2 separate regions of the Mus musculus genome follow, and region 2 is linked to region 1. A link is a loop called in an ENCODE intact Hi-C map of the cell type or tissue named here. Cell type or tissue: heart. All regions are shown on one strand. Each heading gives the region's core, and the rest is flanking DNA. Links, peaks and the distances in the headings are about the cores only. Region 1 has its middle 6.3 kb from the start of Vps45. Region 2 has its middle 8.6 kb from the start of H3c15.

Region 1 (12,201 bases), core at 2,709-10,708:
ATCTTAAAGCTTCAGTTTCCAAAAAATTCAACAGATGACACACTATTATCACACTTCGGATCAAGGTGTTTTGTTCCTCACCTTCTTACAATAGAGAACTGTACAACCAGGAAGACAAATAACTGCAACAAATCATTGGCTATTAGTGCTTCAAATATTTACACCAAAATAATGACGTGTGTGAGATGTGAAACTGCAAAGGATCACCAGAGGTGAGAAGGAGATTTTAAGAGAGGGAGACCCGGATAGACATAGTATTGGAATACAAGGGAATGAATACAAGGAGCACAAAACAGACAGACTATTTAGTAGAGGAAGGGGACCAGGGAGCTTTAGGAACCGCGGGGTTAGGGGTAGAGGGGCTGGAGGCAGGAAAAAAAGGAAACACATTAGAATGAGATATTATTGTCATGTGTATAAATGCCATTATGAGACTCATTGAGAATGCTAATTTAAAAAATTAATTTAAAATCAACACAGCACCACTAAATACTAGTTTTTTCAACATACTGTAAGAAATATGCGGTTAAATAGAATAGAAGAACTTAATCGGGTTATGCAAATTATGCGAAGTTTCCAAATCCCTTGAGGAAGACTAGAAGTCACTTGAAATACAGGTATTTGTCACTTCTAAAATTGTGAAAATGTGTTCTTTTCAGTTTTCCAGTCAATAAATAAACCAGTAAATAAAACTTCCCATTGGGCACAGTACAGGTTTTGAGACTTTCTTTCTTCTTCCTTTTTGTTTGAATAAGGCTTTGCAATGTAACACGGGCTGACTTTGAACGCGTGACCCCTCAGTGTCTGCAGTGCTGGAGTTACTGGTGTGCATATGTTTTGACAGAAGCCTTAAAGCTTTATATTAAACGAGTCAGTGGGATATTAACTACACACAAATGAGATCTAATGTTATATACAATCCTGTTTTATCAGCAAAAAAGTTCATATATTATAGAAAACTGACTCATCAAAGAAAATAAAATTTACCCACAAATCTAGCAAGTTACTGGTATCTGAAAAATCACCATCACCCATGTTGCTTGGATTCTATTTCCTTACCTGGACTGTAATATAGTATGTCATATTTTTTCAACTTTCTGTATCTTAAAAAGAACAAGCCAGCAGTGGTGTCACACACCTTTAATCCCAGCACTCAGGAGGCAGAGACAGGCAGATCTCTGAGTTTGAGGCCAGCGGGGTCTACAGAGTGAGTTCCAGGACAGCAAGGGCTCTGTTACAGAGAGAAACCCTGTCTCAAAAAATAAAACAAACTGAACAAGAGACGAGGAGTAGAACAATGATTGTCCTTGAAATGGTGCCTTGTCAGATTACAATTGTAAGAAATGAGTGGAGAGAGTCCTTTTAGTTATTTGTATTCAGACAGATATGACTTTTTGAAAAAGAAAATACCTACTTTGACAAGCTTAAAATGTCTGACAATACCAAGTGTTGGAGACAGTGTGAGACAAGAATTCACAGGTTACCAACGCAAGAATCAAAGAGCCTTTTTTTTTAATAGAAATGTGGAATTATCTTTAAAAGCTAGTGAAACATAAAACCCTTATGCTTGTGGGTTCAAATTTCCTGCCCCTTGGTATTCTTGTACAGTAGAGCATCATTCCCACACTTTTAACCCAGAAGTGGCCATGCAGGGCCACTGGGCCCCCATTGCCTCTGAGCTGCTTCAGTTGTCAGCTTTCCCAGTGTCCCCTGTGTGTGGCCATGAGAGAAATTTCATGCTCTAAAAAACTCTCACATGTTTATGAAGCATGCACACAGATGCTCTAACAGAGTCACTGAGAGTCGTAAGATAAAGTTGTAAACAATCTGAGTGTCCATCACTCAAAGAATGAATACATAATATCTACAATAAGTAATAACTTTGAAATTAACTACTGTATTTGGTGTGGGATGAGTTAGAACTTAAAGCTTCCTTGGATAAAAACAGAGTACTGGGAATAAAAGCAGCTCATGCCTTTTTAAATAGTGTACTACCAGACTGTAAAAATAGCATATTGCTAAAACCTCAGGCCAGAAAGATGCATAAACAAATGCTTCATGATTCAGTCAGAGAGGGAGCAAGGGGCACACAACTGAAGGCCAGAACATAGCTGCATGCTGAGGCTTTACAATGTGTCAGGGAAGTAGAGGGCACTTGGCTATTCTGTATCTTTTCTCAGCTTTGGGAGACTTAGTAGCTGGATAAAATGTAGCATTTACAAATTCTCTTCAACAAGTACCCATCAAGTATATTCTGTGTTGGATGCTGTATTAATGTGCCGAGGACATCATAACGGTGCCAACAGACAAAGAGGCTAAACCAACAGAATGGCATTTTCTCATATTTCTGGAGGGTGAACATCCAAGGTCAAGGTGTCCAGGGTTGACTTCTTCTTGGGTCTTCTGCAGAAGGTCTTGTCCTGTGATAGCACATGATCTCTCTGAGCCTCTGTATTCTAATTTCCTCATACAAACCAAATGTATTGGGTTAGAGGCTCTCTGATGACTGCATTTGGATTTAGTTGTCTCCTTTAAAGACCCCAACTCTAAATACAGCTACCTTCTAAGCATTGACATTTCATTAGGATGCTCCTTTAGGACTTCAATATTTAAATTCTAAGGAAATGTAAGTTATCCCATAATGGACACTAACTGTTGATTAACCCCTTCAGCCCTGATCCAACTGTGAAAAAACAAGGAAGGGAAGGTATCAAAAGTCTGAGACCCGGCTGATAGACTGTTTCATTTTCTAGACCCTAAATTTAAATAAGAATTCATGGACACACATCTGTCCTTTGATGATGATGATGATGATGTTATTGTTGTTGTTGTTTGAGAAAAGCTTTCTCCATGTAGCCCTGGCTATGCTGGCCTTGAACTCAAGCTACCTGCCTCTGTCTCCCAAGTGCTAGGATTAAAGCTGTGCACCACATCAGGCTGATCTGTTTTTCCTCTTTGAAATGATCTTCTATTTCAAGAAATGTTTAAAAATCAAAAGACTGCTCAGTTTGGTGTGTGTGTGTGTGTGTGTGTGTGTGTGTTGCTTGGTGTGTCTATTGGTGTACATGTATGCATGTGTGTGTGTAGAGCAGAGGTTGACCCTGAGTGCCATTTCTCAGGAGCTGTTCACCTTGTTTTCTTTGAGACAGATTCTCTCAGTGGGACCTAGGAGCCCACTGCTTAGGCTAGGCTGGCTGCCCAAGCGTCCCCAGGGATGCATCTGTCTCTGCCTCGCTAGTACTGGATTACAAGCGCATGCTACCATGTCTGAGCTTTTGCATGAGTGTGGATCAAACTCAGATCTTCCTGCTTACACAGAAAGCACGTTACTGAGTTGTTTATGCAACTTTGACTCCCTCTTTTTCAAGTGGTAAATAGATGTGATAAATAATGGAATCTGTATCGATACCTAGATCTCAATTTAGCTAAACAATATGTAATTGTATGTATACTTTTGTGTTTATTTTGATAAACACACTAGTGAATATGTATTCCCTTTTCTAAATTAGACTTTAACGAGAACATGAAATGTAGGCATGAGCTTGCAGTAAAAATGGGCTTAGGTTTGTCAGGGTTCTGTTTCTCTTTTACTTATTCTTTGACAATTTCATACATGTTACATTGATCAGATTATCTACCACCAATTGCCAGTATTCCTAAAGAATGTGTAACAGATGTGGGGACGGTTCAGCATCTGCCTGGCATGCCTGGGACTTTGGGTTCCAGCCCCAGCACTGAAAGCAAAAGTCTAGTTAAAAGCAAAAAAAACAAAAAACAAACAAACAAACAAACAAACACCATTAAGTAATTTTACATTTACTCAAAACAACAACCGTTTTGGTACCTCTCAGAAGAAACAATAAAATAAGAAATATATTATATATAAAGGCTCTTCCTAAGTAGGCATCAATAGATAAGCACAAAGGACGTTAGAGCTGGAGTGTAGCTCTGAGTTAGTGATTGTCTAACGTGAAAGCCGTGAGTTCAAGCCCTAGCACCAATCAAAAAGCCATAAAAGCTACCTTAAATACCTTTGCAATGTGTCTGAGATTAAGAGGATGTTTAATGACTCATCAGTCATTCAAATACCACCAATTTGGAGAGGAATCTATTTCCTGTAGTTAAACTTCAGTGTGTTTGAATAGTTCCTCAAACGCTCATGTACCTAGGAATCACCTGGAGACCGTGTTAAAACGAAGATTCAGTGGCTCTGCAAGCTCGTGTATTTTTAATTGGCTCCCAGGGATTCTGGCCCCTGTGTTCCAGGAACTACATTTGGGGCAGCCGAGATCATCTGGGTGAGATAACTCCGTGGCAATGAATGAAGTTCTGTTCTCTTCTTTACTGGCTCTGACACTGTTGCCGTCTTCTTCCAACACCTTCCTCACCATCCATTTCTGCGGCCAGCTGCTCTGGGAAATGGGCGGATTGTGTTGTGCAGGTGTGTGTGGGGCTTTCAAAGCTCCCACCTGCGTTCGGACAGTTGGGTCTAGCTGCACTGCTAGCTGGCTGCAAATCTCCGGCTTAGTCAAATTTGTGGCCTTTGCAGGGGTTTTTCATTCTTATAGCTAGGACTAGTTCATTCAAAGTATAAAACAGCATGAAAATGAAAAGTGTTGCCTCCCTGTATGATATCTTGTAACATCAATCACTAAGTTAGCAAAATGGCCCAGTGGGTAAAGGCATTTGCTGCCAAACCTGATAATTGAGTTCCATTTCCAGGATCCAAAAGGTGGGAAGAGAGAACTGACTACTCACAAGTTGTTCTGTGACCTACACACACACCCCATGCACACACAAGTACACACTTACCCATACACACACAAATGCACACACAAGCACGTGTGCATGCACACACTAAAAAACAGTTTTAAAAGATACAGAGTTTTTGGGCTGGAGAGATGGCTCAGTGGGTAAGAGCACTGACTGCTCTTCCAGAGGACCTGAGTTCAATTCCCAGCAACCACATGGTGGCTCACAACCATCTGTAATGGGATTCGATGCACTCTATAAGAAAAAGGATGGGGGGTTGGGTATGGGGGACCTTTGGGATAGTATTGAAAATGTAAACGAGGAAAATACCTAATTAAAAAAAAAAGAAAAAGGAAAAAAAGGAGAAAAAAAGATACAGTTTTTGAAATCATAAGCAAGAGATGTATTTATGGTTAAAGACCATGCAGATGGTCTTTATATAGTACTGAATATATATTCTCTGTAAAAGAAATGATTCTAGCCAGGCGTGGTGGAGCACACCTTCAATCCCAGCACTTGGGAAGCAGAGGCAGGCAAATCTCCCAGCCTGATCTACTTGGTATATAGATACCAAGACCCTGTCTCAAAATAAGACAAAAATGAAGACTCTAGAATCAGGCAACCTAGATTAAATCTGCTGCCTACCAGCTGTGTGGATTTGACAAGTTACACAGCCTCTCAGTTCTTCAGTTTCCTCATCTGTAAACGGAAAAAATAACAGCTTCCTTTGGTTAGTGGGAGAATTAAATAATACAATCATTAGCCAAGCTTTAATTATCTTCTGTGCCATGATTAGTTTTACTATTTGCAAACAAAATGTGATTGTTGCATTTTGCTTCCCTGAAAAGTTAATAAAGTGTATAAGATAAATTTTTAATTTTTATTTCATGAGAATGGGTGTTTTCACTGCATGCATGTCTTGAGCCACTTTCGTGTCTCGTGTCCATGGAGGCCAGAAGAGGGTGTCAGGTCTGCTGGGACTGGAGTTACAGTCATGGGTTTGGTTTTGAGCTGCTACATGGGTACCAGGAATCCAAGAAGAGAAGTTGGTACTCTAAACAGCTGAGTCATCTTTCCAGGCCCTCACAAGACAAGTTTTTAAATATGTTCCAATGTTAAGGCCTGTAAAACAAGTTCCATCTTTTTAAATATATCTTATTTATTCTTTGAGCGTTTCAAACTGTAAGTTCTTATTTCTTATATATATTATTATATATAATGAAATTATATTACTTCTGAGATCTCTTTTATAAATATGATTTTTTTTTCCTTGGGCTGCTCATAGTATTAGATTTGTAGATGACCATAAATATGGCTAAAATATTTTTAGTATTTTATACAATGCATCACAAAAATTGGCAAGCCATATGACATGTCAGAAAATTCATAGTCTTATAGCTCCTTAAATCTTATTAGATGTAAAAGAGTCTAGACTATATTATTTTTATGTTGATAATAACTTCTTTAGGATGGCACATTAGTGATTTTATCAATCATTTGATGACAATCAGGTTTTCTTTACGAGGAAAAATATTTCATATTGTAAAATTAAGATGCAAAATATTTTACTTATACTTAAGCAAATGAAATGTCTTTACTCTCAGATATTATTATCTGATATTTCCTTCATAATAATCACCATTAACGAACTGAGTGGTGGTGCACACCTTTAATCCCTGCACTCAGAAGGCAGAGGCAGATAGATCTCTGAGAATCTGAGGGCAGCCTGATCTACAGAGTGAGTTCCAGGACAGTCAGGGTTACACAAAAAGCAAAAAAACCCAAAGCAAACAAACAAACAAAACAAATCAAGAACAGCTGCCTTGGAAACTTTGTTTGCTCTGTATTATTCTTCAAGGCAGACTTTCTCTATGTAGTCCTGCTGGCCTCGAACTCAGAGATCTGCTGTCTTTGCCTCCCAAGTGTGGAGCTAAAAGCATGCACCACCCAGAGCCTGGCCTGCCTTGGGATCTTTAGGAAGATTTCACCCTTTGCAAGCTTTTTGTGAGGTGGATGCAGATCCTCTGAGGCTGGGAGAGGTCGAATTACCTTCCCTGAAGTAGAAGAAATCCGAAAACTGCAAGAAGCTACTCTGTCAGTGGGTGACTTACTGCCTGTTTCTTTGTGTTGTCTCCTTTTACACTTCCTATTTTACACACGACATCATTTCTTTAAGGATAGAAAAAGGGTTTTTTTCCATACTTTTCGCTTAGAACTGTGTCCTGCCCTGAAAAAATAGCCAATAAATATTTGATATCCGTGAAACTCATTACTGGACACCGGCTTCAGTGGCATGTGAAACAGAGTATCGTTTTACACAGGCAGGACAGACAGAGATCAGTGTGATTAGCTGGGCGGCTCATGCCGATAATTTTATTGGATAATATGGAATACATTCTGAGGAAAATATAAAACTTCTCTCCAAATCCCCAGATAAACAGCGGGGATGTTGATTTCATTGTTGGGGGAGGGGCTTGTAATAAACAAATGACGCACTGCATTTTTTTTTCCAACATCCTCTGGCAGCGATTAAAGATAGGACTGATTCCAGAAACTGTTTAGTAAGAGTTTCCGTGAGGGCTGGTGAGATGGCTCCTCTAGTGAAGGTCTTGCTGCCAAGAATGATGACCTGAGTTCAATCCCAGGGTCCCACACGGTAGGTGAGAACCAATTCCTTTAAGGTCTACGTGTGTGTGATGGCACAAATGCAAAAATACTCACACCCACATCCCCAATAAATAAAGTGTGTGTGTGTGTGTGTGTGTGTGTGTGTGTGTGTGTCTGTGCGCGCGCGCGCGCGCGCGCGTGTGTGTAATTGAGAGAGCATCAATTCTCGTTAGCTTTGGATATTTAGTATTCAGACAGAGGGCGCCCTTGGACTGTCAAGAAGGTTCTAGGGAAAACATGGGCTTCTAAAACTGGGAGCTGTCCTGTGACCAGTGCTCACACGAATGAGGGAAAGGCATTGTTTTAGCTAGAATACATTACGTAAAGCTTGTAGTATAATCTGTTTCTTGTCTCACTCTTGCTCTCAGCCTTTACTATATTGTTCCACCTGGACTTCAACTACTGAGTTCAAATGATCTAATGGCCTCAGTCTGAGATGGGATTATCATGTGAAACCACTCTGTCCCGCTCATCTGTCATCTATTTGGAGCTTTGAATTCCACTGCTTTTGTTGTTGTTCTTTTATTGCATTTGTCACTATATATGTGTATGTATATATCATTTCTAAAGGTTAAATAAAAATAAGTTCTATGAGATTCTACCTAATCAAGAAGTATACTAGTTGGGAGGGTCTGGTAAGTGTGAGGTCCCATCTGAGATTCAGCATGCTGGAGTCTGGTAGAATGTCTGCTTTTGCTGCCAGTGCCTACCTCTCAGGGTGATCTGTTGTGTTTTTTATTAACTCAACACAAACTAGAGTGGTGTGGGAAGAGGGACTCTCAATCTAGAAACTGTTTCTATCACATTGGCTTATAGGCAGTCTGTGGGGCTTGCTCTTGATTGATGATTGAGGTAGGAGAGCTCGGTCCACTGTGGGCGGGGCCATCCCCTTTGCAGGTGGTCCTAGGTTGTATAGAAAAGCAGTGGAGTGAGCTGGGGGAGTAAGTCAGTAACCAACTTTCCTCAATGGCCTTTGCCTCCGTTTCTGCCTCCAGGTTCCTGCGTTGAGTTCCTGCACTGCTGTCCCTTAACGATGGAGCTGTAAAATAAAACAAGCCCTTTCCCTTTGGTCATGGTGTTTAATCACAGCAATAGAAATAAAACAAGATGACACCAATCTTGGGCTCTTTTCTAAGTGGCTGCTATTTCTGCTTCTTAGAACAACTCAGTGATGTAAATGGTACTTTGTTCATCTCCCTTCTCCTCTTTTTATGTTGGAGACAGTCTCACTATGTAGCCGGGGCTAGACTGGAACTTCTTATGTAGACCAAGCTGGCCTTGAACTCACAAACATCTACCTGTCTCTGCCTTCTTAATGCTGGTATATTGAAGATGTGCCCCACTATACACAGCCTCCCTTTTGTTTTTATAAATATTTATTTATTTATTTTTGGTTTTTCAATACAGGGTCTCTCTGTGTAGCCCTGGCTGTCCTGTAACTTGCTCTGTAGACCAGGCTGGCCTTGAACTCGCAGAGATTCACCTACCTCTGTCTCCGGAGTGCTGCCGCCTGACTTTATTTATTTTTAATTGACAAAGTTGTATGTATTTATTGCATATACATCACTTTGAAATACATAGTATTGTCTTTTTAAAAATAAAAAACAGGGGAACTGGGAGAATATGATCAAAATATATTGTATGAAATTTTCAAAGCATTAATAAAAATGGTATATTAAAAATGAGAATAGGTGGCCGGGTGTGGTGGCGCACGCCTTTAATCCCAGCACTTGGGAGGCAGAGGGAGGTGGATTTCTGAGTTCGAGGCCAGCCTGATCTACAAAGTGAGTTCCAGGACAGCCAGGGCTATACAGAGAAACCCTGTCTCAAAAAAAAAAAAATTGAGAATAGGTGGTTAGATAGTTATAGTTAAGCTTACTTCTTCTAAGGGATGAAACTGGATTTTAAACCTGAAGATGAATAACATAATTCCTGGTACTATCTGAAAATTTTTAATGCAAATAGCAGTTTCCTCTGTTACCACAAATTGCACAAAATGTACAAATACATTTTCTGAGTTTCTTTCATTTTAAGTTTTCAGTTATTGTGGAAAGTACATAGCAACATTCAAGTTCACCATGCCTGAGCGTATGAATGCTATTGGGAAACCAGATTTTTTAATTCCCTGATGACACAAGCCCAGTTCTCTGCTTTGGAGAACACTCACATTTATAGAGTGAAAGGAAGGTCGAGCTGGGAACGGGGAACGGGTGGGTGGGGGGTAGAGGGGTGGGCGGGGAGTGGGGGGGAAAACAGTACATTCTACTGTTAATGTCTGTATGTGCTTTAGGAGTGATTTATCTCAGTGGGCCTCTGCTACTGTTTATTATTTGTCTTAAAGTTTGGGATGTGTGTGTGCGTGTGTTGAGGGCTACACTATGCATTGTAATGCTAAATTCTGTACTCCAATGCGGGGCATAGGTGTAGGGGAAAGAGGGGGTAGTAAGAGAGCCCGTGTCTGACCAGAGTTCCTGTGCTCTGGGCAGGCAGACACGGGAGCACTGCTGGATGCTTTCCACACAGCCCGGGTGGGCATCTGGCTGTGTGAAGCCACTGACCCCACACGGCGGAGGGTGGACAAGGGGCAGGCCCCGTACCAGGTTCTCAGTCTCCGGCATCCCATGCTGGATATGGCAGAGAAGCTGAGAACAGAATAGGGGCCCCGGGGCAACACTCTCCGCCCCAGAGATACGGGAAGAGGGCAGAGGGAGAGAGGTTCCCATGCAGGTGAGAGTCCTTACTCTGGTTCGTGGCTGGAACATAGGAAGGCCTTCTGACGGGAGGTTAGAAGTGGCTCCTTAGAAGAAAGCCTATCCCATCGTCCAAGCATGGCGGGCCTTGATGAACAGAGACAGTCTATGGTTTTAGACCTTTATTGTAGAAAGACAGGGGGAAAGAGAGAAGGTAAAAGAAAGATAGACTGGCCATGGCCATGTGGAGAGAGGGAGAAAGGGAAAGAGAGAAAAGAGCTAGAGAATAAGAAAGGTGAAAGCTTAGAGAGAGGTAAAAGCTTAGAGAGTAAGAGGGAGAGAGCTAGGTGGGGCCAAGCAGCCCCTCTTATAGTGGGTTTGTTATCTTGCTGTTGCTAAGTAACTGGGAGGAGTCTAGCCTGAAGGTCAGAAGCTTAGAACATAGCCTACATGGTCAGAAGCTTGGAACAAGCCATAGCTTGGACCGTTAGCCACATGCTTCTCCTGTGGTGCCGCGGACTGGCCTCAGTCGGACCCCCTCAATCTGTAGGAGAAATCAGGGTTCTGGACAGGTGGGCGAGAAAAGGGTGACAAACAGACAGGGACATAAGGGAGTGTGATATCTGAATGTAATGTCTCAAAGCAAGCATCAGACTTTTAATACAGGAGAAAAACAAGAAAGCTAGGCAAATACATCCGCCTACAAGGTACATCGACACAAAACAAAGAAAATGCATACATACGGGGAGTGGTGGCGTACACCTTTAATCCCGGAATTTGGGAGGCAGAGACAGCCGAATTTCTGAGTTCAAGGCCAGCCTGGTCTACAGAGTGAGTTCCAGGACAGTCAGAGGAACACAGAGAAATTCTGTCTTGAAAAATTAAAAAAAAAAAAAAAAAATCATGCATAAGAAGCTAGGGGGAGCCAGGCAGTGTTTACAACTGAGATAGGAACAGTCATTATTTAAGATCAGCTAAACAAAGGAGTGAGGTGAATGGTCTGATGCATTGCTAGTCTATTGTTAAACCCACCACCAGAGGTCCCTTAGTAAATACCTGATTATGCTATTCCTCTGGGCCTAGTGAAATACATGCACCAGGGGAATTCCGTTTTACTAACCCTTTCATGAATCATACTACAGTTCCTCCTAAAACCACAACCCACCTTCTTCCTAGGCCATTGTAAATTCCTGTGTATGAGAGTGACTCAGCTATTGTTCTAAGTATTTACTTTGTAGACTAGCCCTGAGATTAATAGCTCTATTCAAGTAAATTGTAATGCCTGATTACTTTCACTGTCTCTACTAGAGGTAATTGTGAATGTTACTGAATAGGTAACATTCTTACTGAATTCCAAGCTCAGGGTCAGCTCAAGGACTGCCTAGGACATTGGAACACTGGTGGAGGCTAATCTAACTTAGCTATATATCAAAATCAATCCTTAAAGGCACTTGCAATACAACAATACTGACACAGGTCATACACCTGACTAACTCAGGGACAGAATTGAAGCATTTGCTTTACAGGATGCCATGGTTCCAGGAGACTAAATTTCCGTGAACTTTTCACCTTGAGACTGCGTCCAAGCTTTTGGGCTTGTCACACGAGTCACTACTGGAGTAGATGTGGCACTGTGGAGGCTTTTGGTGGCAGTAACTTTGACAGGAGCCAGGGGTTCAGGAGACATGAGGGAACACCTTTTGTCCCAAGTAGGTGGGATTACCACCCATTGGGCTCTACCAGAGTTCAAGACCTCAGCTCGACTGGAGACCAGGCCATCTGTGCATAGCCCATTGCCCCACACTCCAAGATCCAGGCCTACAAGCCAATTCTCATAGTTACTAGCTTTTGTTATGCACACCTTGTTCCTTAATTTAAAACTATTGATTAAATAAAAATGGCAACAGCCAAGAGTTGGAGGGATTAAAGGTTAGGGAGAGAGAGCAGAGGAGAAGAGAGGAAAATGGAGAGGGGTGAAGACCATGGGGAGGGTGACTCATGAAAACATGGCCATAAGGGCCAGCCAATGGGAATTAAGAGCTGCCCAGATGGGACATGGCAAGTTATAGCTTGGGGTTATTGATGGAGAAGT
Region 2 (12,201 bases), core at 2,522-10,521, 170 kb after region 1:
ACGTTACCCTCTCTGCTTTAGAGATGCACCCTGCATGGAGATCCAGAAGGTGGTGGCTAACCTTGGGAATGGAATTGGGGAGTCTGACTTTCCATCCCAGAGGCCACAGCTCCAGCCAGAGGGAGGGGTTGTGGGGGGAAGTATTTCACCAGCTCAGAACCTCTCACCAGCACAAGAGGCTTGGAGGCTTATTTGGGGCTTCTCTTGTGTTTGTATGATGGTCTTGTGGCAGACACAGGTAAAGAGAGTATTAATAGAATCTGGTGTTTTTACCCTAGAGGAGAAATTATCAATACAGTGAGATCTCACAATACACCTCTCTCCCATTTATTTCCTTTCCTTAGGTTAAAACAATTGCTATAAAAATAATTGCCCTAGTCCTCTCCTGTACTTTCTCCTTTTCTTTTTGAATGTACCCCAATTTTAGGCAATGATAATTCCACAGAGAAGCACAGTAAGTCCCCCCAACCCCCAGTTGAACTTATTGACCATCTGACTATGCCCGTCCTCTGCTTAGTGGTTTCCATTGTTGCAGTCTACTCTCCACAGCTACCCTTTAGGTTATGTTTCATTGTTGTCTTTATGTTACAAATGGTGGAAACAGCCTTGGAGAGCTTAAACGGTTTGTCTGGGATCATCTATCAAGTGGTAGAGTTGCAATCCAACACACGCCTTTTGGTTATTTTGAGACAAAGTCTTGATATGTAGCTCAGACTGGCATCAATCCTGCAGGGACCCCCACTCCTTCCAGGCCACCCAAGTGCTGGACTCCAGAAGGCAGCCACCACCTCTGACTCTAGCATAATCAGAGATTATGCTAGAGTTCACTTGTGGCACACATATCAGAATCTTTTTCTATCTACAATATAATTGTAAACCCTGTTGCCCTAGTCTTTCCCGCAACTCCTGTACTTTCTCTTGCTTTCCCCAATTTTTTGATTATACCCCCAACTTTGGGCCATGATGATCCCACAGAGAAGCACAGTAAGTTTCCTACCCTTAGTTGAAAAGGAACTGAGGGGGAGGGAAGCATACACACATACCTATTCTATCAAAGTGGGGGGAGGGTTACCTTCACCAAAGCTGCTCTACCACCCTCCATGCTGGTGTGAGTCCTCTCCAACACAAACCTGACCCCCTCACTTTGTTCACAAACCTCCTCTGTCGGGGAATAAACTGCCTCAGCTTTGCTTGGTGAAGCATGAAATGACACAGCACGTCCCATTTCACTTGTGATCTGTGCACTCCTGTGCCTTTAAGAGGAAAGCCATCATGCCACATTGTCTTAGGGAAGAAGGTAGGAGTGCCCCACCACTGTAGCTGAGGAGTAGCCTGAAAGACTCAAGCTGAAGAAGTGTGTGACAGTGTAGGTGACTGTGTGAGAGGAGATGACAGAAAAGCCTTGTCTGCTGGGTGTGACTGTGTTTCCTATCAGTAAAGTTGTCATGTGACAAAAGCAAGCAAACAACAAAGCAATAGCAAGAGAAAAGGAGGGAAACACTTAGATCCTAATTCTCAGCAGAAGGGCCTGAGCTCCAGTGTTCTTTTTATTCTATTTAGTCCTTATTTATCTTCAGAAATTGCCCTTTAACGAAAAGATTGCCATTGTGATTAGGGCCGCTAGGTTCAATCAGCTTCAGCGTGTTTGATTGGGAATGTGTACATTTATAAATGTCTCTCAATAGTAACATTAATGGCCTCTAGGCCATTTCTTTCTCTTACACTCAGAAGCATTATCAGGTGTAGTGTCACTAATTAATTTAAGAATTTTTGGAGTTGGGCCTCGTGTTACAAGCAAGCCTGCAATTGGCTTAACGAGGGTCTGAGGCAGGAGGATCACAAAGTCAAAACCTGCCTGGAAACCTTAGGGAGAACTGAGGTGGCTCCGAGAGGTAGAGTGCTGGCTTTCCATGTGTGAGAGCTTTCATTTAATCCACATAGTGACAAAGAAAACAATTCCAAGCAACTGTGGTAGCACAAGTTTAAAAATCCCAGCACTGGGAAGGCAAGAGAATATCTGTGAGCCTGGTCTCCATAGGGAGCTCTAGGACAATCAGGACTACATAGACCCTGTCTCGAGAAAAAAAACAAACGAACAAAATCCTGTTTGTTAGACAGCAGGCAACCTCCCAGGCAGGGATGATGCAGATTAAACAGAGCAGAGTGGTTTCTGGCTCCTTAGACTTTTAGTAAGTGGAAGGAAAGAACGATATTCAGTGACCATAATAAATAATGGTGAATATTGAGAGAGGGAAGTACTGACACAGAAAGTGTCATGGAAGGTGCTCTAATTTACCGTCGGAAGGATGCTGCCTTAGTTACTTGTAAATGAAATATTTATTCTAGCTAGTCCGTATAAAAGACACAGAAACCTGGTATTTTATTTACATGATGTAAGCCTAGACTGGGCAGGTTCTATGCTGTTCTCACCTCTATCCAAACCATATGCCTCTTGTTCCTTGCTGTTTGAGTCTGCTCAGGCTACTTCCGCTCCATCAGCCTGTCCTCAGGGTACACTTCTCCTGGCCACGTGATCATGATCCATCCTGACTCATGGTGACCTCATCCTCTCCTTCCTTTCTTCCTCTTCCCCCTGGTCTCTCTTGAGTCCCCTCAGTCTATGCTAAAGTCCTGCCTTCCTCTCTCTACTTCCAAATCACAGGCTCTAGCCTTTTATTAACTAGTTTTAAATTGGGGAGCAAGGTTTACACGGCAGAGGCCATCATAGGTGAAAATGCACTTGTCTGGATTGCATCCAGATCTTGGGGTTCAGAATTTAGCATTTGTATACAGAGCAACAGACCAGCCTCCTCAACAGTTACTTTTCTATTGCTGCTGTGGTTTGACTAGAATCGGCCCAGTCAGCTCCCAGATTTGAAAGTCATGAGGGAGTGGTGTCTCTTAACAGGGATTCGGAGATGGAGCCCTCTTGGAGGAAGTGTGTCACTGGGAGTGGGCTTAGAGGTTTCTCTTCTTGCTGTTAGAGAATCTGGATGTAGAACCCTCAGCTGCTCTCCAGCACTACGTCTGGTAGACAGAGCCCTAGCACTGTTGGGAGGGTGGCATAGAAGTCCCTGACCCCACAGATCTCCAGAGAAACCAGGAATGCTAAGCATGCATGATTGTCTTTCTAATGAGAAAGATGAAAAACCTGTTTTTTCATCCAGAAGGCTGGAAATGGGAAGTGAGTAATAGCCTGGTGACCTGTTGGGCCAGGTCATATCAAGCTGCAGACCCGAGGTGGCTAGTAATTTAAATGGTCCTTACAGCCAGAGGCTCGCCAAGCTCCCACAACCAGGTTCAGTGATACCTAATAGTCTAAATGACCCTTATAGCCAGGGGTACCCCCAAACTTCCACCACCAGGGTCAGAGGTAACTAATAGCTCAAATGACCTCTATGCAATCTGTATGACAGAGACCAGGCCAGAGCCTTCCCTAGGCTCCTAAGTTATAGGTAGCCTCTCTGTAACCTATCTCCTTGGAAGACATGACATGTATCCTGAGTTTCAATGTAGTTATGCCCTGTTGAGCATCAGGGATTGTATTACACCAGGAAACTTCCTCCCCCCACCCCGCCCCAAATTATACTGGGCTTAAATATGTTGAGAATAAACTGCCTGATACCAGATGTTTAAGAAAACTCTTGATCAAAGTTGCTGATTCAATCTGAACTGAGTTTTCATTCTCTTCTCAGTTCACCTCTCTGTCTGATACCTCAGAGATCTTCTCAGCCCTAAGGATTTTGAGGCAGGAGAGCTGTTACAAATCTGAGGCCATTTTTGACTACATAGTATGTTCTAGACTGGCATGTTTTACAATGTGAGGCCCTGTTTCAAATACAAACAAACACAAGAAAACCTCCAAATATAAAATAAAAAAATAAAAACAAAAATCAATAAAATAGAAGTAGACAAAACAGCAGTCAGGTGTGGTGGGACATACCTGTAACTGAATCCCGTGGAAGCTGGGGTAGGAGGATTTGGAGTTTGATGTCATCCTGGGCTACAAAGTGATGTCCTGTCTTAAAAGACCACCCCCACCAAAAACAAAACAAAACAAACAACAAAAACCAAACAAACAAAACTATCAAATAAAACAAAACCAGTAAACCCAACCCTAAACCAACAATGTATTTCACAATACCTTAGAACCTACTAGACTCTCAATGCATTGCAGCTAATTCTGAGAGGAGATAGTTTAGGAAAAATATCTCAATAATGCAAACAGCAACCAATTTAAATTAAAGGCAACAAGAACAACAAAAAGTCTGAAAGTCCCTGGGGTTAGAGGGCTAACCTACAGATCTGGGATTGGGACTCCACTATCCCCAGTCTCATTAAAAACATAATTAGTCGTAACTGTGAACACCAAGCTGGGTCTGGTGGTACAGGCCTTCGATCCCAGCACCCGTTTACACCAGGAAAGGCTTGTGGTTTTTTCAATCACTAGTCCTCCCTTCACCCCCACCCCATCTCCACATTGTCTTTTATTTTCTTCAAGATCTTGCTATGTAGGCCAGCTTGTCTTCAAACTTTCCCTCAGTGTGGTGTTTGAGTAGGAATGGCCCCATAGACTCATGCATTTGAAAGCTTAGAGTGGCTTTAGGAGGTGTGGCCTTGTCAGAGGAACTGTGTCACTGGGCATGAACTTTGAAGTTTCAAGGGCCCAAGGCAAGCCCAGCGTCTCTCCTGCTGCTGCCTGTAGATCCAGATGTAGAACTCTCATCTTCTTCTCCAGCACCATGTCTGCCTGGATGCTGCCAGGATGCTGCCAGGCTTCTCACCGTGATGACAGTGGACTGAACCTCTGACCTGTAAGCCACCCCCAATGAAATGGTTTCTTTGGCCATGGTGTCTGTTCACAGCCATAGGATACTAAGACACTCTGCTTCTTAAATCCAGAATCTTACGGATACAAGAATATTCCACCACAATCAATTCACACACACACACACACACACACACACACACACACACACACACACACGCTCAATGTGTTTTTATTTTATGTGTATTAGTGTTTTCCTGCACTACACATGTGCAGTGCCAGCTCCTCTGTTATTGCACTGTTTGAAGCCACCATGTGGGTGCTGGGGACTGAACCTGGGTCCCCTGCAAGAGCAGCAAGTACTCTTAACCTCTGAACCATCTCCCCAGCTCCTGTTCCTATTTTTCTTAACTACAAATAAGTCTCAGATTCTGCCTCTGAGGAGAGGAAGAGGATTGAACAAGGGCTGGCAGAGGCCAGCAGTCCCCGAGACCACTTCAGAATTCGACTTTCCAAAGAAACACGAAGGAAAATAGCTCAGCGCTCGTCAGTGGTTTTGTGCCAGGGCTCCCGACACACAATTTCAATTTTTAGTCTGCTTTGGGGCTGTGGCTGTGACTCAGCGGCAGAGAGCTTGCCTCACACACAGGAGGCCCTAGGTTCAAGTCCTAGTACCACCCAAAAATTGTACATCACCTCAGGTGTGATGGCACAGACCTGCAAGCCTAACACTTGGGAGGCAGAAGCAGGGGAACCATAGAGTCTAGCCTGGGCTACATAGAAAGGATCTGTCTCAAAACTCCAAGGCCTTGTGTCATTGAGATGGCTCAGTGGGTGAAGACACTTGCTCCCAAGCCTGACGGCCCAAGTTCAATCCCCAGGACTCATGTGAAGAAAATAGGGACCTGACTCCTGAGAGCTATCCTCTGATCAACACACATGCTCCGTGGCACATGTGCTCACATAGTCACACACACACAAGCACACACAAATACACACACAAACACATACACACACACATACATACACACACACACACACACACACACACACACACACACACACACCCCAAAAGTAAATTTAAAAATCAAGGGTTTGGTAGAGTGTAATATAATATGTGCAAGGTCCTGAATTTAATCCAGCAGTGTCACAAATATACAAATAAGTAAAGACATAAATACAAAATAAAAAGGAAAAGAAAAACTGCTTGCACATGATCATTTGAAGAGCTATTCATACATGTGTCTCCCCTTGGAGGCCTTGGTCATGGAGACTTGGCTGGTCGATGTGGAGATGAAGAAATGACAGACAGACAGACAAAAAAAAAAGCTGTGATAGGGTGGACAGTGCTTTTTGATGGAGGGCACCTACTACACAATCCAAAACTGTGTGTTTATTATGCATAGCATAGCACAAGGAGGTGGGGTTAGCTAGGGCCAGTGGCTGGTCACTGTAGGGGAGTGGTCTCCAGTTGTTTCCTTCTGGGAGGAGGAAGTTGTGGTTGATAGTTTCTGCATACACTGATCATTCATTCCTAAACGCTCATATTTGGACCAGAGGAAGGTTTTGCCACACCTCTGAGCCTTACCTAGGCTTTGCCATTTCTATGCATCTGGGGTACTGGGGTCCTTGGCATGGCCATGCCAATAATCCACACTCCCTCAGGACTTCATCTACTCCCCTAAAACATGTTTTTATGTATTTACTTTTAACTTTATACATTTACTTATTTTGTGTGTAAGGGTATGTACATATCATGGCGCATTCATGGAAGTCAGACACACCTTTAAGAGAAATGTAGAATATTATTGCTGAGAAGCACATGCAGAGATCACATTTCCATATTTTCCTCTTTGGTCTCAAGATAAGACGCTCTACCTTCCTTTCCTGTCTCCATCAGATCTGTAACTGCTGTAGGTATTCCCCAGATGACTAACCTGGGGCATAAACTTGCCCCAGGGACTCCCAGAACCTGCTATATCTCCTCTGGGGAGTTGAGAAAAGCCAGCTGGGTCTCTAGCTCTCTTCACAGATCCACAGTCCCAGCTGCCTGAAGGACAGTGCCACTTGGCCCTGCCAGTTACAGCTGAGCTCTGTCACAACCTTAGGTTTCTTCCAGTCAAGAGCTCCTGTTGGGAGCCAGGCTGAACCAAGACTTTCTCAGAGACCCTGATGAAATTCGTACAAAGGGACCATTAGTTCTGTGTCCTTCCTCAGGGGCGGACTTGGCAAAGTCCTGTCTCAGTATGAAGCCAGGGCTACCAAGGAGTTAAGATTTTGGTTCTAGGCTTTCTCTCCTGAAGGCTGTGGTTATCAGTCTGGGCAGCTGTGTCTGATGTATCCTGTATTCTCTTTGCCAACATTTTTTTGTTGTTGTTAATTTAGCTTTCTATTGACCTTGGCCCACTTTCCACCTGCAAACATTATATAAGATGCTGTTCTTAATAACATTGCTTAGCATGAGCCATCAGCTCATGCAAGACCTGATGCCAAACGTTCTGTCTTCTTTACCTTTTTATCTATCCCCTGTCCTCCCTCAAGGTGACCTTGTGGATTCAGGTCATTTTCCCAAATTCCTGCCATGGTGAAGTACCCTGTCACCAGCCACTCAGGTAGGGAGGGCCAGAGTCACCTTTAATTACCTTTCTTGTCAGGAGTTCCTTTTTGCTTTTTCCCCATCCAAATTCAGACAAGCCTTTGTGTGCAGTGGTATGAATGGTTTCCGTTGCTATGGCTGATTCCCCATCCTCTCAAGTACTTCCATCCCTGAGGCCTTCCACTCGACCTCTTGACTCAAGTACAAGGTTGGGTTTTGCAACACCTACCTCAGATAAGACTTTTTTCACATGTAGCTTAGATCTACTGGCCCAGTTAAGGTCTACTGCAGTATGTCCATTGATTTTTTTTTTCAATTTGGAAATAGAATTTTGACATATACAACTAGGCATAGATTTTTTTAAAATGAAATAACCCTAGATTTAGGCCTTAAATTAAAATATTGGTGTTATACAAGAGAAAGAAGATAGTGTTTGGGTCTACAGAGATACAGGGAAGAAGTTGGTGTAAAACCTAAGGCAGAGCCTGGAGTTCTGTCACTCGGAGCCAAGGGACACCAGGAGTCACTGGGAAGTGAGAGAAGCAAGGAAGGGTTATCACTAGAGAGAGAGAGAGCCCTTGGAGGTCACATGACAATTCTATCTCAGCCTAATCTCCAAACGTGTGTGTCTTAAGGTTACTATTGCTGTGATGAAAGACCATTGCCAAAGTACCTTGAAAAGGGAAAGGTTTATTTGGCTTAACCTTCCACATCACTGTCTATCACCAAAGGAAGTGAGGACCAGAACTCAAGCAGGGCAGGAACATGGAGGCAGGAGCTGATGCAAAGGCCATGGAGGTGTGCTGCTTACTGGCTTGCTCCTCATGACTTGCTTAGCTTATAGAACTCTGATTTCTTATAGAACTCAGGATCACCAGCCCAAGGATGGCCCCACCCACAATGGGCTGAGCCCACCCCATCAATCATTAATTAAGAAAATGCTCTATAGCAGATTTTATGGAGTAATTTTTTTCAAATGAGGTTTCCTCCTTTCAGATAACTTACAGCTTGTATCAAAATTGACATAAAAGTAGTCAGTACATTATGAAAAAGTAAATTGATGTTATTTATAGTACTGAGAAAATGACTCCAGTATCCTTTTGGCAAGTGGTGTGAGCTTTCCTCGTTGTACAAACAGGCTGCCACTCTGGCTGTCACAGGCCCATCCTAAAGTCAGTTTTTGGCCCCTCGGCCTGGACTGGGTCTGAGGACCCAAATGGAGGTCTGCGGCTGGGGAGTCTACATATCATCCATACCATTTATAGCACCCACAGAGATAGTGATCCCCTGAGAAACTCTGACTGAGCAAGTCGGGGAGGGAGGCAGGGCAGGAGCCATCAGGGAGCCATCTGTGGCCAGTCAAGGATCACTGAGTGGTTTTTTCCCTCCTTGGCTGACACCTTTCTTCCCCTTCTTGGCTGCCAACTATACTTCATGGCTAATCGTATTTCAGATTCTAATCCAAAACAAGAAGAGGGAGCATCTCTTTGAGGACATCACAAGGCCACTGTAATTCCTGCGGCTTTCATGACTAGCCATAAACTTAGGGGCTTAAAAAGCAACACAGATTTATTCTCTTTTTAGAGGCCAGGAGCCCCAATGAGTCTTGGCTACCAAAACATGAGCCTACAGAACGGTTTCCTGGTGGAGGCTGCAGAAGAACTGGTTCCTCAGCTCCACAGATGGAAATCCCCGGCAGGTTTGGACTCCGGGACACAATGCTCCAAGTCTCTGCAACTGTGCTCTTTGCCATTGGCCCTCTTGCCTCCGTTAATGAGAACTCTTGTGATTACATGTAGGGCCCAGTCTGATGATCCTGGGTAAGAGCCCACCTCAAGGTCCTTCATTTATCCATGTTTACAAAATCTCTTAGCTGTATAAGATGATTTCTATATATTCCAGGAACTGAGATATGGTTGAAATTGAGCTTTAAGGGGGGGCATCTTTCAATCCACCACAAATGAGCACCCCTTCCTATAGCACCACCATGCAATCATGGATCCTATTGAGGGGGTGCTGGTTAGGAACTGTGCCTTCAGCTAATGCCACAATACGTACTTTAGCTATTTGTGGGTAAGGCATACTACTCCAGGACAGCTACTGCGTTTCCTGATCTTGGGCCATGAAAGTGCCAGGACTTATTTACTGGCCAAGGTTACCTGATGTGGCCACCAGGAATTAAACCAGGATGGCTGGGTGTCCAGCTGTGACAATTTTATTGAGAGCAATCAGACTTTTTATACTCTTATTAGAAATAGCATATAGTGGCAGTTGTCAGGATCAATATAGTAGCAGTTGCCAGTATACAGTGTTTGTAAGCTCTACAGGGTACATGAGATTGATGTCCAAGACCAATTGTCCTGTCAAGTTTCCCTGTTTCCTAGGGAAGCATACAGAGAAACACAGTGGTCTGAATATTTCACTGCCTGAGGGAGTGCGTCCTTCTCTCAGGAACTGGAAGGCCATTGTGCCCCAGGAGCCTGGCCTCTAACCTGAAAAACACAGGAGGCATGCTTGCCAAGGTTGCTAGGCCAGGCCAATGCTATAATGCAGGAGAAAATGATAAGACAGAGGTGGCAAGCTTTTTTGGAATCTGAGAATGCATTCTGTTGTCCATTGGTGCTGTCTAAGTGGTAGAGGGAACAGGACATGTGAGCTGAGCTTCTCGGGCATGCGGTATCAGGAGGTAGTTCACAGGATGACCACAAAGTCAACCTACCAAGGAGCTAGAGAGACCTGAGCATGCAGAAGGGGTTTGCCAAGTTGTGGGCCTAGTTGGGAATTGCAGACATTGGCCAGGCCAGGCCAAGGTTGTATCAACAGATGTGTGAACAAGAAATCCTGGAAAGAAGCTGTGTCTGCAGAGATTGACCAATCAGAATTGGAGAGATTGGAATGCTCAGATCCGGAGACTGTTACCATGTTGTTTAGCCTCCAAGACAGCTGTTCCTTGCCCACCTCTGTGCCAGAACTAGCATCCTCTGACTAACAGATTAAAAACCTTTGAAAGAGACCTATTGACTTAAGAGACCCACCGTCTTCTGTCAACCCAAAAGGGATGATTACCATAGACAGTGTTTTGGACCTATAGAAAACTTCCCCATCTTCTATAGCTGCCTCTTAGATGTTTTGACCAATGTTTTTTAACTTGCCTTGATTTATGACAGTTTTGTAAAATTATAAAACTTCATGAATCAGATTCCACATTGGGATATAGAATTTGGAGTAACCTAATCCCATGTTCTCAGGCCATAGTTGCTCAAAATATCTCCAGAATAAACTACCACTCACTTCCTTTAAGTTGAGATGTGAGTTTTACATTCAATCAAAGGTGAATATGTTATGAATTTATCTAGTCAAAGGCCAGCAGAGGGAGTCAGGGGTGGAGGACAGAAGGAGGTAAGCATGTGATTTAGGGTGAAAATGAAGCATACCTTCATAACTTTACTTTTTGAATATTTAACAATGAGTGACGTGTTTTATAACCCGTTTGTCACTATGGAAATTATTTCCTTAACTACCTCCACACACCATTGTCCCATCTGTTGCCTCCACTTTAGAGATGAGAATCTGGTAAAACGTAGCCTCTGCCAAAGGCATGCAGGGTAGGAGGCAGAGCCAGGGCTTGAGAGCCTGTGCTGTCCACCCAGTTTCTGATTCTCTGCACCTCAGCACATGGTGAAGATTTCATTGTAAAGGGAAAGAGAACCTGGAAAGATTTTAAAGCATGGGAGTGACAAACATGTCCCCTACGTGTTTATGGAGTTGAACAGATAAGCAAATAGTTAACGGAAGTAGAGGCACCTTAGCCCTTGGCACCATATGCTTCGCCATTTCCCTTCTGAGCTTCCAATATGGACTGTTGGAAGGTGTTCTTCTTATGTATATGAACTTTGGGGTCACTTAAATATTTTGTCCTTGACACTAGTTGTGGGAAACTGGGCAAAGTACTCAGACTTTTCCTTGTCTGTTGTGTAAAGTTGCTGTGATTATAATCCAGCAGTTGGCAGACATGGAGGTGCAGCAGCATGCTGTTCCCATTTCTGAGGGTCTGTGCACAACGTGGCTGATGCCACCTTTGCCTCCTTCAGCCATCTTCTCTCCTGGAGTTCTTCACCTCTCTCCAGCTATCCTTCTTAGTTTAGGAATTCCCCCATCGTTTTTGTTTGTTTTTTCAATGTGGACTGAGTACTTAAATCTTTGTCTTGTGTGTGAATGAAGGTGCTGCAGAGGCCAGGAGAGAGTGTCAGATTCCCCAAAGCTAGAGTTACTTGTGGTTGAGAGATGGCTGACATGCATGCTGGGACGGGGCTCTCTACAAGGGCAGTGTGTGCTTCTCACAGCTGAGCCGTATGTCCAGCTCCTCTTCCAATTCCTGGAGGGACTCCTTCTAGTCTGCTGCTTCTGTTATCCCCTTAGCTATCTGCTGAGAGCTTCTCCACAAATTTGTCTGGCTAAGCCAAATGAATATGTTAAAATTCCCAACTCCCAGAATAGTGTTCTCTAGATAGAAGGAATCTCAGTCTCTGGGTCAGGAGGGACTTGGTATATCTTCTTGGCTCTAGAAGCAATTGCTTTCCACTGAATCACTTTGCCTTGCTCAAATCTACTCTTATTCTAGCTCAGTGGTTCTCACCCATCGTAATGTTACAGCCCTTTAATACACTTCATGTTGTGACCCCCCCCCCCGCAAAAAAAAAAAAACCCCACAAAATTATTTTCATTGATACTTCCTGGCTGTAAATTAGCTACTGTTATGAATCATGTAAATCTCTGTGTTCCTAATAGTCTTGGGCAACCCAGAAGCCATTTGGCCCCCAAAGGAACGGTTGTGACC

The links. Hi-C counts contacts between places; a loop is a spot of excess contacts. Peaks named below come from ENCODE experiments on the same cell type or tissue, not always from the same donor. Only the 100,000 strongest peaks of a DNase experiment are listed, where the experiment ranks them.
Region 2: it touches region 1 in a loop (3.0-fold over the local background); 6 of 42 quality-filtered maps call a loop at or near these places.

The regions. Positions count from the first base shown.
Region 1 is chr3:96,058,631-96,070,831 of GRCm38, forward strand. It overlaps a transcript of Vps45 not described here. Among named protein-coding and RNA genes, the nearest start is that of Vps45, 6.3 kb to the left of the region's middle. In heart, for the core only: a CTCF peak has its summit at 7,634; a DNase peak (open chromatin) is centred at 7,441; H3K4me3 peaks cover 446 bases.
Region 2 is chr3:96,224,377-96,236,577 of GRCm38, forward strand. No RefSeq gene overlaps it. Among named protein-coding and RNA genes, the nearest start is that of H3c15, 8.6 kb to the right of the region's middle. In heart, for the core only: no CTCF peak of the experiment used is centred there; DNase peaks (open chromatin) are centred at 2,555, 7,085, 7,195 and 7,245; H3K27ac peaks cover 198 bases.